2 separate regions of the Homo sapiens genome follow, and region 2 is linked to region 1. Evidence: read pairs that join two places in POLR2A ChIA-PET (ENCODE). Cell type or tissue: OCI-LY7. All regions are shown on one strand. Region 1 overlaps KPNB1 (karyopherin subunit beta 1). Region 2 holds the start of ITGB3 (integrin subunit beta 3).

What was found. ChIA-PET counts read pairs that join two places held together with the same protein. Peaks named below come from ENCODE experiments on the same cell type or tissue, not always from the same donor. Only the 100,000 strongest peaks of a DNase experiment are listed, where the experiment ranks them.
Region 2: POLR2A ChIA-PET joins it to region 1 with 11 read pairs; 3 of 35 experiments call an interaction of 5 or more read pairs at or near these places.

Annotation. Positions count from the first base shown.
Region 1 is chr17:47,673,413-47,681,412 of GRCh38, reverse strand. KPNB1 (karyopherin subunit beta 1) reads right to left here. Exons shown (of 22, transcript NM_002265.6): 14 at 7,852-7,923; 15 at 6,631-6,775; 16 at 4,922-5,004; 17 at 4,286-4,393; 18 at 3,224-3,367; 19 at 3,000-3,105; 20 at 1,279-1,393; 21 at 744-905. Among named protein-coding and RNA genes, the nearest start is that of TBKBP1, 17 kb to the left of the region's middle. In OCI-LY7, no CTCF peak of the experiment used is centred here; no DNase peak of the experiment used is centred here.
Region 2 is chr17:47,249,274-47,257,273 of GRCh38, reverse strand. ITGB3 (integrin subunit beta 3) reads right to left here and starts at 3,447. Exons shown (of 15, transcript NM_000212.3): 1 at 3,334-3,447. The coding sequence starts at 3,412. RefSeq lists a silencer at 3,393-3,652. In OCI-LY7, a CTCF peak has its summit at 3,345; DNase peaks (open chromatin) are centred at 3,003, 3,343 and 4,303; H3K4me3 peaks cover 1,570 bases.

The sequences.
Region 1 (8,000 bases):
ACCTGTAATCCTAGCTACTCAGGAGGCTGAGGCAGAGAACTGCTTGAACCCGGGAGGCAGAGGTTGCAATAAGCTGAGATCGCACCACTGCACTCCAGCCTGGGCGACAGAGCGAGACTGTCTCCAAAAGAAAAAAAAAAAAAAAAAGAAGAAGAAAAGAAAAGAAAAAAAGAAAATTAGTCGGGTGTGGTGGCATGTGACTGTAATCCCAGCTACTCGGGAGGCTGAGACAGGAGAATTGCTCAAACCCAGGAGGCAGCAGTTGCAGTGAACCGAGATTGTGCCATTGCACTCCAGCCTGGGCGACAGTGAGACTCTGTCTCAAAAAGAAAACACACACACACACACACACACACAAAAAAACATTTGACTTTGGAAATCTTCTCTAGAGCTAGGCAACGTCTAAAAGCACTGCTGTAAAGAAAGAATAGGGCATGAGGAAAGGAATAGAAAACAGAAGAGAATTAGGGGGAAATGGCATTACTGATGATTTTATTAGGACCCAAAATACTCAGGGAATTTCAGTGAATTCCAGTTTTAAAAGTTCTGCTCTCCATCACTATGAGGAGTCAAACATTTGGCTCAAGGAAAAACTGAGGCTGCCTGACTCAGAAGCACCTACATGGGAAAAAGTACAAACAAAAAAAATGCCAGAAGGCAGTGCTTGCCAGAATGGCCTAAAGAAAACATACCCCCCTCCTCCAGGAAGTAGAAGAAAGAGGACAGTGGAGGCAAGATCTTACCAAGCTTGGTTCTTCAGTTTCCTCAGTTCTTTTGTTGCCCATGTAGCAAGGGTTTTTGCTTTGTTAGTCTTCGATCTCCGCCCTTCAGTTAACAATTCATGGATCATTGGCCTAGCTTCTACTAATTTCAGTACATCCTTCCCAAATGCTGTACATAAGTCCCTGTGCAAAACAAACACAGCTGAGAATGAGCTCCTAGCCCCATACCAGTATAATGTTTTGAGCCTTCCAAACCAGTGCTATGGGTTTCTTAGCAAATTTCAAAGATAAATAAAACCCTCAGTAGAGGTCACTAGACAGAGGCAATTGTTGACCAACATCAGAGTTTAATGGGGTGTAATACAGACACCTTGAGGGTCTGGAATAAACTATCATGTGAACACTCAAAACAGGACATGAAGCGTTCTGCAAAGAAATCTCTGTGCCAAAAAAGTGAACTGTTGCCATCCGCGATACTCTCAAAACTCCTTACTCCATGTTTTCTCATTTTCTGTGAGAAGTTCTATTCAGCTCTTAGAAGCAGGGTATAACTTACCCTATTAGTCCAGCAGCACAAGCTACTACTCCATCTGTGTGATCCTCATCTCCAGCAATGTGGTCAATGAAAGACAGAATAAATTCTACTCTGGGTTGTACCAGCATCACATCCGCTATAAAAGAGAGAGAAGGTATTGGTCGGGTGCGGTGGCTCATGCCTGTAAACCCAGCACTTTAGGAGGCCCAGGCGGGTGGATCACAAGGTCAGAAGATCGAGACCATCCTGGCTAACTCGGTGAAACCCCGTCTCTACTAAAAATACAAAAAAATTAGCCGGGCGTGGTGGCGGGCGCCTGTAGTCCCAGCTACTCAGGAGGCTGAGGTAGGAAAATGGCGTGAACCCAGGAGGCGGAGCTTGCAGTGAGCCGAGATTGCGCCACTGCGCTCCAGCCTAGGCGACAGAGCAAGATTCCATCTCAAAAAAAAAAGAAAAAAAAAAGAGAGAGAAGGTCTGATGCAGCTGTCCCTCATATGGCAGGACTACATCCTTTTTCAAAATTTCCAACTATTATACCCCTATCATACAAGGTCCAAGCTGGATAACTAGATGCATATAGTTATATCAAATTATTCTTCCTTTGATTAATGTGTCGTTCCTCAAGTCGACAGAAGAGACAAATATTCCTCTTCCTATAGGCAAATATAGAAGAAACAAATTTAACTTTTTCCTGAGCTAATGATACCAAGGGGGGTGAAGTAAAAAATTTCCCCAATCAGCAACAAGAACACGTAACGGGAATTATGACTCCCCAGTCCTCCAATTTAGCTTGTGGGGATGGGAAAGGGGTAGGGGACCTGCCACTCATGGTTGATACAGGAAGCATTTATGTTGGGTTTCTTCCCCCCAACATTTTTGCTGAATCCCATCCCTTGTAATACTCAAGAAATATGAGAAAAAGAAGCAGAGGGCTGGGTGCAGTGGCTCACGCCTGAAATCCCATCACTTTGGGAGCCCAAGGTGGGAGATTGCCTGAGCTCAGGAGTTCGAGAGCAGCCTGCAAAACATGGTGAAATCCCATCTCTACTAAAATACAAAAAAAAAAAAAATAGCTGGGCATGGTGGTGTGTGCCTGTAGTCCCAGCTACTCAGGAAGCTGAGGCATAAGAATCACTTGAACCCAGGAAGTGAAGACTGCAGTGAGCTGTGATCGCTCCACTGCACTCCAGCTTGGGTGAGAGTGAGACTGTCTCCAAAAAATAAAAATAAAATAAAATAAATTTAAAAGGCTGGGCACAGTGGCTCAAGCCTGTAATCCCAGCACTTTGGGAGACCAAGGCGGGTGGATCAATTGAGATCAGGAGTTCAAGACCAGCCTGACCAACAAGGTGAAAGCTTGCCTCTACTAAAAATATAAAAATTAGCCAGGCATAGTGGCAGATGTGTATAGTTCCAGCTACTCAGGAGGCTGAGGCAGGAGAACTGCTTGAACCTGGGAGGTGGAGGTTGCAGTGAGCCGAGATTGCACGACTGCACTCCAGCCTGGGCAACAGAGTGAGACTCCGTCTCAAAACAAAAAAAAGAAAGAAGAAGCAGAGCAAAAACAGTAGTCTACAGTTTTCCCCAAGCCACTCTCTTCATTAGGGCACTGCTCCCCCTTCTCCCAGCCTTTTAAGCAACAGGCACTAGGTTCACAAGCGAGCTACAGAATGACAGACATAGCCCACTTGGCTAAGTGCACATTGGCGAGCGGACGAAGGGAACTGGGTTGTATACTCAACGGTGTACGTTCTCCTGATCCCCCTTTAATCCCTGGACGATTCCAGTATAGGCTTCCAAGCAGCTTTCCCTTAGCTCATTCAGATAATCCACCATGTCATAGTCTGACTGTAAGACACAAAGAACAGAACCTACATCACACTGATCACTTTTAGCTGCATGTTTGTCAATAGTCCCTCCAATTAGAGCTAGACTTAAAGAACAGCCAAGATAGCTTTAAGCTTACCTTGTCCACCTGGGCTTGGGAGGCCTGCTGAAGAGTATTCAATACAACCTCTAAGTATTTTTTAAACTCTCCTCCAATAGCAAGGGCAATATCACCAAACACTGACAGAATCTGCGGCTTCACAGACCTGTGGACGTTCTCATTCTGACAAGGAACAAAAGGAAAAGTGAATTAAGTCAAAACTTGTTTGGTCCAAAGATTCATGAAAATTTCATTTCTAACAAGCAACTATTGATTTTAAATATTTGGATGGTCCTTTATAGCTTACAAAACCTTTCCCATTTGCACCTCACACCAACTCTAAGAAGCTAGCCCAGGTATTGGTATTCCCACTTTACACATGAGGAGACTGACTTAAGAATCAAGTGACTTGTCTGAGAACACACATGTACAATAATTAATGATGGCTATCTCTGGAGAGAGGTATAATATACAAATGGTCCCCTGCTCATGATGGTTTGATGATTTCTCCACTTTACAATGTGTTTATTGGGACCTAACTCCATCATAAGTCAAGGAACAACTGTATTTACTTTTCCTTTGCATTTTACTGTTTTGTTTTAAAAATCTCTAATAGAGCACACATTCCTTTAACTTTACAATCTTTCTTCAGAGTCATCTGTGAAATGAACAACTCCCCTCTTTATAAGCCCAAAGCCAATGTTCTAGAAACTTACAGCTCCCTGTCACTGATTTTTTTTTTTTTTTTTTTTTTTTGAGACGGAGTTTGGCTCTTCTTGCCCAGGCTGGAGTGCAATGGCGTGATCTTGGCTCACTGCAACGTCCACCTCCCGGGTACAAGCGATTATCCTGCCTCAGCCTTCCGAGTAGCTGGGATTACAAGCGCCTGCCATCACGCCCGGCTAATTTTTTTTGTATCTACAGTACAGACGGGGTTTCACCATGTTGTCCAGGTTGGTCTCGAACTCCTGGCCTGCCTCGGCCTCCCAAAATGCTGGGATTACAGGCCACTGCGCCCAGCCTGGTCGATATTTAACTATCTTTCCAACTGTTGTTTTCTTCAAAGAAGACTGGTTAATTAGATTGTGTGTAGATACTCACCCCCAAATTTTCCAGAAGCAGCTGCATCACCTCGTCACAGAAAGGTATGATGTTGGATTGCAGGGCACGGCACAAGTCTCCCACTAAGCCCACAGCTGCCAAACAAACCTGCCAAGAATCAAGGAAATAATCTTCTAACAGAAAAGGCTGCCTGCTGGGGCAAGATATTATTTTTAACTAGCTGCTGAGCTTTTATCACTTGAACCTAGAGTTAAATCCCTCTGCCGAGATTAATTTTTCAACAACCAACATGGCAGGCAGGGAACAAAGACTATCCGAGAGAGATCACTGATAAAGTTAAAAAAAAAAAAAAAAAAAAAGCCTTGCTCTCCAGGGTGCTAATAGCTCAACTTTATAGCTGCTCCTGCATTAGTACTGTCTAAGCAAATAAACAGTCATCTTGTCCACCATTATCTGTTACATCTAATATCTTGTCCACCGTTATCTGGTACATCTAATATCCTGTTTTTCATGGACTACTTCCAGTTCAAACGTTCAGGCAATGAATAAAGTAGCTTGCCTTTTAGGACAATGTATCAGGAAAAACTACTTAAGCTATAAGAACCTGGTTTTGCGTGCACTACAGTGACTGTCAGATATAAATGGGAACATACTATTTTGAAAAGCACATCCTACCTGGTATTCAGCATAATTTTTTAATCCAATGCCCAGGAAGGGTTTAAAGGCCTCCATGTACTTGAGGAATTCACCACCCAACACTGTAATGAAATAAGCTATTAGCCAATGACAGCACCACGGGTTAACACAGAGGCAGGCAGAAATAACCCATCCTACCTCTCCCAAAATGTACTCGCTCCACTCAACAGGTTGGGTGAAATGTGCTTTAGTTACCGATTCCATCATGAAGACATTAAAGGCTTGCATAAGCCAAATTTATTACTGCTGGAAGGGCCCTAATTCATACGCCACAGAGACAATGCCCACTGTCCACAGAATAGGGCTTTACTCTGACTAATACAACCAAGTGGTATGACCCTCAAGGAATGTCAAGGTTAATTTTAAATGGGCTGAACCAGCAATACTGACTCTTGTCCACCTCCTCATCTGATAATAGCATGTCCTTTCTGCAAGCCAGCTTCAAAACAGGGTCCTTAGGCAATTCCATCAAGGGCTAAACAAGCCACAGCCAGGAAAAGCAGCACTGGGCTTCAGATCCAAATCAGCCACTCCAGGAGCCAAAATTAACTTCTTTGCCCTTTCAGAGGAGTGGTCACATGTTGACAGACCAGTTGGACATAGGCTGTTTATGCCAAAAATAGGTCTAGTCCTCAGGAGAGTGGTCCTCAGGTAAATGGCCTTAGCAATGTACTTACAGGCCACCCCTGAAAAGGCATATCAGATTCCTAAAGTGCTTCGTAATGCCCCTTCAAAGAGTCTTAAGTCAGATATGGCTTCCCCAAACCAATTTTGCAGTCAGACATGTAAAAATCAGAAAATCAATTCCTAGAACTCGCTCAATGTTTCATTTCATCCCATACCAGGCACCATGATGTGTCAATCTTAGTCCAAAGCACTACAAACCAAACCAGGTGATGACAAGTACCAGGAAAGAAAATAGAAACTTTTAGCAGGGCACAGTGGCTCATGCCTATAATCCCAGCTACTCAGAAGGCTGAGGCAGGAGAATTGCTTGAACCTGGGAGGTGGAGGCTGTGGTGAGCCAAGATGGTGCCACTGCACTCCATCCTGGGCAACAGAACAAGTCTCAAAAAAAAAACAAACAAAAAAAAAAAACAAAAAAAAAACAACACCTCTGCCAATCTCCGTTGCAAACTGGCTCCCCATTTAAATGGACTGACAAGGCAGTTATACAAATTTAAGTGGTGTGCACTTAAGTTCAATCTAACTTTGAAGTGACTCATGCCCCAGTAAAAGGACTATGCTTTCTATAGTCAAAAATTCTTTAATGCTCTGACAAGGAGGCCCAGGAGTTTGAGACCAGCCTGAGCAATATAGTGAGACCCTATCTTCACACACAAACAAAATTAAGCTGGGCCCAGTGGCTCACATCTATAATCCTAGCACTCTGGGAGGCTGAGGCAGGAGGATCACTTGACTCAGGAGTTCAAGACCAGTCTGGGCAACATGGCGAAACTCCATCTCTACCAAAAATATAAAAATTAGCTGGGCATGGTGGTGTGCATCTGTTAGTCCCAGCTACTGTGGGGGCACTGAAGTGGAAGGATCATGTGAGCCCACGATTTCAAGGCTGCAGTGCGCCAAGATCGTGCCACTGCACTCCAGCCTGGGTGACAATTATTTAAGGCCACTGAAATGCCTACATTCCAAAGACATTCCCTGACCAGACAGTATTTCTCACCGACCTTCCACCAGTGTGCTAACTGCCATCAGGGCATCCTCTTGTACTCCCCCAGACCCAGCTGTGCTTTGGAACATCCTTAACAGGGAGGCCATAACCACATCAGAGATCTGCAAAGCATCTTGATGTTGCACTTTCCGAAGAACATTCTGTGAAATGAGTAAGAGTTCAAGATCAGTTGATTCCAAATCTCCCAATCAGAACACTATACCTTTTCTTTTTAAAATCAATTAAGTCCCTTGATATTTTTTAATTTTGGGAATGCCAAATGTATTTTATACACAAAAACATTGACAGTACCAATCATCAGCAATACATTTTAACATTTCTCCTGTTTCTCAATTCAGAACAAACGTGAGCTGATCCTCCGTTGTGCAGAAGGTCATGTCCTCTCAATTTCATTTGTCTTACTGTCTGACAAATCCCTGCTGGTAGCCGCCATAGTCCAGTCTTACTGGAATGATAGTTAAATTACTTCAGCTTTAGAGAAGGCCCTATCACCTTAGAGCTCTTATTCATAAAACAAACAAAAAGCAACCCTTCCTATATCCTACCTATTTACAGATGACCTAGAAATAAACTTGATAAAATCAAACCAACCTGACTTCTCCCATCAAACATTCCTTCCTCACTCGTTTGTTTCAACTAATGTCACTGACATTAGGTCAAACAGCAAATGTTTCAAAAGATGACGGTACAAATTCAAGGCTTTATTTTTAGCCAAGTGAACTATAGCTGGGAACCAAATCTGACTGAGCTAGGCTTGAATAACCTAATGAAAAACCAAGAGTTTTTTGGTTTTCAAAATAAAAAAACCAAAACCATTCAAGCTGCCAACACAAATGAGCTATACATCTGGAAGGAACCATCACACATTAAGTAGTTTCCTTCTCTACACAGTGACATTAGTTGAAACAAACGAGTGAGGAAGAGAGGTCTGAGGAGTGTATGTTGAATTAGGAGAAGTCAAGTTGGTTTGATTTTATCAAGATTACATCTAGACCATCTGTAAATAAGTAGGATTTGAATCTTTCTAGACAGACAGGTAAGGCAGGTGGGGAATTCCTCTCCCAATCAACCAATCACAGACCAAAGCCTTCTGAGAACAGCTTCTGATCCGCATCATCTATACCATTTTCGAGTTCTGTGTGTACACGAACTTGTTATACTGAGATACTAATAATTCTCCAACCTGGAGTTATTAAGTCATAAGGCACCACCATACCTGAAGAGTTGCACAGAGTAAAGACTGAAGGTCATTGAACTGGATTCTATCGGATGTGCTCTGGATATGTGACTACAAAGAAAATAAGAAAACATACTCTACATGAAAACCTTCCACTTTTGCTGGGACCATTTAATAATCTTCCCTAA
Region 2 (8,000 bases), 420 kb after region 1:
GACCCCCTCTCACATATGTGGGGGAAAGGGACCCCATCAGTTTCATTCTGGAAGCCTGCATAGCGCATATGCATGAAGTAGTAACAGCTTTTGCCTCCAATACATGGCAGATAGCATGGATAGGAAGAATAATGACAATAGTAGTTGTCATTCATTAAACACTTATTTTGTGCCTCTGTTTCATTTAATCAGCATAATCATAGGCATTGTTTCCTCTGCCTTACAAATGAGGAAACTGAGGACTCAAGAGATTAGGTAACTTATTTAAGGCCACACAGCCTACAGGAGACAAAGTCAAGAATCAAACCCACATCTTACTGGCTTTAAACCATAGCCCTCCCTTTCCGAAGCCAACAAGCCTTCCTGCTGTGTTTCTCCAGGACCTGAGGATACCTGCAGAGGGCTTCGATTGGAGAGCTTCTAGGATATAAACTCCAGAAGAGAAATAAGCACCTCAGCTTAGACCTAATTAGGTCAGAATAAAAACCTAAACACGAGGAAGACACAAAACCCATACTTCCTGGGTGAAGCTAAAAAGATCATCTTTGTACATAAAATGAAAAACTTGATGCTATCCTCAGTCAATCTCTCTTCTCCCCAAAGCAGACTCCGCTACTCTGGGACAACCTCTCTGTGCCACTCAGCTCTTTCTGTGCCCCTTCAACACTTGGAGTCCCAACACAACTCTCCTACTCTCATCCCACCATCTGCTTCCCCAGGGATCTGAAGACCCTACCACCAACACTGGGATGGCAGATATAAATATAGTAGAAACTGATTTGTGAGGTTGGGGGGGGGGGTATTACTCTGGAAGTCTGACTTTAGAGCCCCTGCCCTTAAACACTACTGTACACTGCTTCTCAGAGAGAGTGTGGGGCTAGCTCAGCACAACCCATTACCACTTCTGGAATCGCCCCAATCACAAGATTAATCTGTGAACAGATCGCCTAAGGATTTTTTTTTAATTTTTAGTAGAGATTAGGTCTCACTATGTTGCCCAAGCTGGTCTCGAACTCCTGGGCTCAAGCAATCCTTCTACCTCCACTTCCCAAAGTGCTGGGATTACAGGCGTGAGCCACCGTGCCTGACCAGATATCTTAAAGGATCTTTTAATGCAAACTTACGTATGTCAATGCAGTGGAATCCAATACACTCCAAAGTGAATTTAGAAGACTGTGAATGTGAAAATTTTTTAATGACAGCAAAAATTGTCGTAAGTGCATGGAAGCAAGCATCTCATCCTGGACAGGACAAGGATACCCTTTTTTTAATTATGTATTTATTTATTTATTTATTTATTTATTTTTACTGAGTTGCCCTGGTGGATTTCTCCATTCCCGGCATCAATAGCCAGCAGCATCTGACCCAAGGCTCCACATGTCCCAGGGCAGAATGCTGGAGATTCTTATTTCTGTGTCATAGTCATCAGACTGCTCACTGCACGCTAACACTATCAGCTGATCTGTTTTAGTCCCAGTCACATAGGAAATGCAGCAATAACCACTGCAATATTCCTCTACATATCAACTGTAATCCCTCCTTCAAGATACCCTTGGCCGGGTGCGGTGGCTCACGCCTGTAATCCCAGCACTTTGGGAGGCCAAGGCAGGCTGATCACGGGGTCAAGAGATCGAGATCATCCTGGCCAACATGGGGAAATCCCGTCTCTACTAAAAATACAAAAATTAGTAGGGCGTGGTGGTGCGTGCCTGTAATCCCAGCTACTCGGGAGGCTGAGGCAGGAGAATCCCTTGAACCCGGGAAGCGGAGGTTGCAGTGAGCTGAAATCGCGCCACTGCACTCTAGCCTGGCGACAGCGAGAGTCCATCTCAAAACAAACAAACAAACAAAAAAAGATATCCTTGCCCTGTCCAGAATGAGTTATACGTCTATACATACACAGAAGAGTCTTGACGGGAATCACTAAAGTATTTTCGAATAGTTTATCTTTGAAGTGAATTTATCAACAAATCTTCCCTTTTTAAAATAAATCCTGGCCAGGTGCGGTGGCTCACGCCTGTATTCCCAGCACTTTGGGAGGCTGAGGTGGGCGGATCACTTGAGGCCAGGAGCTCCAGACCAGCCTGGCCAACATGGTGAAACCGCGTCTCTACTAAAAATACAAAAATTAGCCGGCCGTGGTGGCAGGCGCCTGTAATCCCAGCTACTCGGGAGGCTGAGCCAGAAGAATCGCTTAAACCCAGGAGGCAGAAGTTGCAGTGAGCCGAGAACCCACCACTGCACTCCAGCCTGGGCGACAGAGCAAGACTCCGTCTCAAAAATAAATAAATAAATAAATAAATAATAAAATAAAATAACAAATCCCTTCTGCAGGGTGTAGATTGTTTTACGAGTACTACAGTTTTTATTAAAAATACTTACATGCACTCTTGTGTCATCCTCTGAGGCAGAGGCGGCCCCAGCAGACCAGGAGCCAGGGTTTCTCTCCAGCCCAGGCAAAATCACCAAGGACTCAGAGAGGACCACGGGCAGCAACCCCGGGCTGTGCCCGCTCCATCCCTCCACCTGTGTCCCCAGTACCAAAGAGGCCGAATGCCAATTGCCCTGACGGCTGACGGTGTGCGCAGCAGCCAGAGACAAAGCCAAGGATCCCACCGGCCCAAGGGAGCCTTTTCATGGCTCCCCGAATACACTAGAGATTTTTCGGGTGCAGGGTCTGCCCTGGGAGCAGAGGCACCGCTGCCACCTGGGGACACTGGAGGAGGCAAAGCCCTCATCCTGCTCCAAAACAACCCCGCAGGAAGCCAAGTTGAAGGTAAAAAAAAGAAAGAAAGAAAGAAAAAAGGAAAAGAAAAAACCTTCTGGAGAAAGCGTAACAGGAGAAATTGGAAATGTGGGGAAACTGGCAAACCCGCGCGCGCGCACGCTCTCACCCAGGAAGCTACAGCGGCATCCCTCTGCCAAGGCGCGGGAACAACCCCCGGAAGCCCCACCTCGCCTTGGCTCCTGGGCCAGTCGTCCTTGGCCCGACCAGGACCACCCGCGACGCGCGCAGCCCCGGGTGAGCGCGGGGCTCAGAGATGCGCCCACCGCACCGTGCGCGCCGCGGCGGCCGGGAAGGCGCTCAGCCTGGCTGATGGCTTCGGCGTCTCGGAGGACCCGCTCCCAGGCACCAGGCACCTCTCAGCCCCGCCACCGCCGGGCCAGGAAGGTCCCCAGCTCCCGGCTCCGACCGCGCCAGCCAGGACACGCGCATTCCCAGCGCAGACGCGCGGGACCAGCCCTCCGCGTTTGCCGGCTCCAAGTCCGCAACTTGACCGGGGCGCAGATCCTGGGGCAGCTGCGACGCTGCCGAGCCGGAGCCTCACTCACCTCCTACGCCAACGCCCGCCAGCGCCCCCAGCGCCAGCACAGTCGCCCAGAGCGGCCGGGGCCGCGGCCGCGCTCGCATCTCGTCCGCCTCCCGCGGCGCTCCGCCCGCCCCACAGTGGGCGCCGCCGCCCGCGGCCGCTTTTCCCGCAGCGGGAGGGGAGGGGAGGGGACGCGGTGGGTGGGACGCAACGGGGCGGGCCGCGGACTCGCGCTTCCTCCCCTCCGGCTTCTCTAGATCCCCTCGCGCTTCTCTAGACCCTGCGCCTGAGAGGGAGCGGTGGGAAACTATTGCTCCTCTCTCGCCGCCTCCCTCGCCTCGCCCACGAGGACCCGCCTGCCAGCCGGGTCGTCAGCGCATCCTGGTCCCGGGGGTCCGCGACTGGGCACTTGGTGTGCTTAGAAAGGCCAGGAGCCTGTGGCCCCTCTCCGGACCCTTCCAGTCCCGCCTCCTGGGAGACCCTGTTTCGCTGGATTCTTGGGACACATTCACCCACTACCTCGAGTTTCATTCATTCACACTTTAATTCATTTGACTGGCAAACATCTGCTGAATGCCTTCTCTGAACCGGTTCAGTCCTTTATTATTCACTAATTTTTTTCTTGCCTTAGTTTGGTTTTCCGGTAGACTACCTACCTGTTGAGGGCAAGACCACATCCCAAGCTTGCGTAAGCAGTGATAGGTCCATGAAGAGCCTCGCCCTACAAACACTTGCTTGCACCTAGCCAGTGTCTGAAAACGTTTCAGAACACAGCATATTGCCTCCAAATTCACACTCACAGGCTTTGGGACTTTATCTATTTTCCTCAAAGGCCTCCTGCCTGACTCCCCCAAACTGTGGCCCCTTATCTCCCACCCCAATCTTTCTTTGAGTCCCTGGGTCTTCCCCAGACTTAAAACCTCTGGAAGCTCAGAGAGGCAAAATACTATGGCTATGAGCAAGAGGGCACCAGGAAGTAGCTGGTAGTGCAGCCTGCCTCAATGGGTAGTCCTGATGGTGATAAAAACAAGGCCAGAGGCATCAGTTCCCCTTTAGGGCTTTCAGAGTGGCCCTGGGCTTCCCTACGCAGCGTGCCCACCCTCTTCTGAGACACACAAGATGCCAGACAACTGGCCCTGACCCATCTCTCCAGCCCATCTCCCACCCTAGTCCAAGAAGATACTTGTCATTCCCCAATGCTCCATGCCTTCCTATCTGACTGATTTTCCTTCCTTTTTCCACTTGGAAAATTCCACTTATCTTTCAAAACATCTCAGATGCCATCTTTTTCCATGTAATTTTTTTCTGACAATCCTCCACCTCCTGCCCCACCCTCCCAAACACTAGGACCTTAATAGTAACACACATCAGCTGAAGCGTCACTAGCAATTTGCAAGGGGAAAAGCCAGCTCTGCAAAGGGTACTTGGGCCCTCTGACCTGGGTTTTCAGGCTGAAGCTCCATCTACCTCCCCTGGCTGCAGAGGGCCTCTAGGCCAGAAGCATTTTAACAGCAGTGTCAATGCCCTGGAGCAAAGTTCAGGTCACATGGCCTGGTTACATCTCTGCCTAAGTATTTAGTTATCTGCTCCATTCCCATATATATAAAACCAATCTCCAGCCACTTAGGTGTCTCCTTAGCCTATCCCTGCTGTCAGCAACCACTTGGGGTGGGCACTGGCCTCAGCAAGTATGCTAAGTCCACAACCCTAGCCCAAGCCCTAGCAAACATGACATAATTGTGCAAGTGAGTCCATCCTGCACTCCCAGCCCCAGGGAAGGCAAAGGAGCTAGTCCATTCACATTTAGTATAGTAATTGATGGTTGTGTTTACATTTACTATCTTGTTATTCGTTCTATCTTTTTGGCTGGTTTCTCTGTTTCTCTTTTTCTGCTTTCTTTTGGGATAATTTTTTTTTCTCTACTGGCTTCCTAGCTACACCTCGTTTGCATGTGTGTGTGTGTGTGTGTGTGTGTGTGTGTGTGTTTGCTCTAGGTATTACAATATTCCTCCTTAACTTATCATACAGTAGCCTATGTTGAATTAATATTGAACAATTCTATGTAAATTGTAAGAACCTGTAAACTAAAAATAACATTATAAGCCCCCCCACAACTGTCTGAACTAACCCTTCCTCTCAGCCAAGGGCATTCCAAAGTTAATCTGAAAAACTAGTTCAGACCATGATGTGAAGCAGGTTTGGGGAAGGTGGAGGGGGGGTGGTGGTTGAATATGCCTCACAGCTGACCAGCATTAGCATCAACACAAAGACCTTAAGGCTGATAGAATAGACTCTCTAAGTCTGATAAGAAACATTAACAGTCTATTCTGTCTGAAGCCTCTGGCTTCATCTGCATGATAAAAGTTTGGTCTCCACAACCCTTTATCCTAACTCAGACATTCCTTTCTGTTGGTTCTAGGTCTTTAGATAATAACACTTACAACCAATTGCCAATGAAAAAATCTTTGAATCCGTCTCTAACCTGGAAGTCCCTGTGTCAGATGTCCTGCCTTTCTGGACTGAACCAATGTTCAATGTACATGTATTGATTGATGTCTTTTGTCTCCCTAAAATGTATAAAACTGAGCTGTAGCCTGACCACCTTGGGCACGTGTCTTCAGGACTTCCTGAGGCTATGTCATGGGCATGTGCTTAACCTTGGCCAAATAAACTTCTAAATTGATTGAGACTTGTCTCTTCAAGTACATTAAAGATGGTCTGCTGTTTGCTGTCTCCATCATCTCTGGTGAGAAGTCTGCCATCCTTTATATTCTTGTTTCTCTTTCTTCTCCTCCTGGATTTTTTTCCCTAACTTTTTATTTTGAAATCATTAATACTTACAGAAGAGTTACAAAATACTAAAGAGAGTTTTCTTATGTCCTTCACCCAGCTTCCCCTAACGTTCACATCTTACATTTCTACATCATAATTATCAAACACAGGAAATTAACATCGATATAATACTATCAATTCATCTAGCTACAGAATTTGAATTTTACCATTTTTTTTCCCATTAATGTTCTTTTTCTGGTCCAGGATCTAATCCATTGTATTTAGTCATCATGTCTCCTTAGTTGGCCTCAATCTGTGACATTTTCTCAGTCTTTCTCATTCATCACTTTGACACTTTTGAAAAGTCTAGGCCAGCCGGGTGTGGTAGCTAATGCCTATAATCCCAGCACTTTGGGAGGCCAAGGCAGGTGGATCACTTGAGGTCAGGAGTTCAAGACCAGCCTGGCCAAGATGGCGAAACGCTATCCCTACTAAAAATACAAAAAAGGGCCAGGCGTGGTGGCTCATACCTGTAATCCCAGCACTTTGGGAGGCCAAGATGGGCAGATCACCTGAGGTCAGGAGTTTGAGGTCAGCCTGGCCAACATGGTGAAACCCTATCTCTACCAAAAATACAAAAAATTAGCCAGGCATCATGGCAGGCACTTGTAATCCCAGCTACTTAGGAGGCTGAGACAGGAGAATCGCTTGAACCTGGGAGGCGGAGTTGCAGTGAGCCAAGATCACACCACTGCACATCAGCCTCGGTGACAGAGCAAGACTCCGTCATACACACACATACACACAAATTAGCTGGGCATGGTGGTACGTGCCTGTAGTCCCAGCTACTTGGGAGGCTGAGGCAGGAGAATCACTTGAACCTGGGAGGCAGAGGTTGCTGTGAGCCGAGATTGCACCGCTGCACTCCAGCCTGGGTGACAGAGGAAGACTCCATCTCAAAAAGAAAAAAAAAGAAAAGAAAAGTCTAGGCCAGTTTTTTGTAGTATTTTGTTTATTTGGGGCTTGTCTGTTGTTTTCTCATTTTGGACAATAATACCACAAAAATGATGTTGTGCCTTCTCAGTACATCATATCAAGGAGTATATGATGTTGATATGGCTTATTACTTTGATCACATTGTTAAGGTGGTGTCTGCCAGGTTTATTCACTATAAAGCTACCATTTCTGTGAATGACAGGGCCTTAGCAGATGGATAATAAAAAGTAAAAAAATACAAAAAAAAAGCTACCATTTTTCTCTTTGTAATCAATACATATTTAATGGGAGGATACTTTAATTTTATGCAAATATCATAATGGTTTCATAATTTCACCCACTAATTTTATCATCCATTGATGATTCTTAACTGCAACAATTATTACTGTGGCATTTGATTCACAGTGATTTTCTATTTTCCTTTTTCTTATACAGTTATTAATTAACATTCAACAGTAAAGAAGAGCTGTCCCTTCTCTTCCACTTTAAAATTTGTTTATTTATGTCAGTATAAACTCACAGATATTTATTTTATTGCAGGACTGATAATCCAGTACTATCATTATTATGCTGCTCAAATTGTCCCAGGTTTTTCTCTAGCTACTCTATTCAACATCATCTAGATGTCGTCTATCTATTTGGAGACAGTTTTCAAATCCTTTCTAAGATTTATGTTCTCTAGGTGATATGACCCCAATTTATTTTATTTTATTTTATTTTATTTTATTTCATTTCATTTCATTTTTGACACAGGATCTTGCTCTGTTGCCCAGGCTAGAGTGCAGTGACATGATCATAGCTGATTGTAGCCTTGAACTCCTGGGCTAAAGCAATCCTCCTACTCCAGCCTCCTCAGTATCTAGGACTATAGGCACACACCACCACATCCAGATAATTTTTAAATTCTTTGTAGAGACAGAG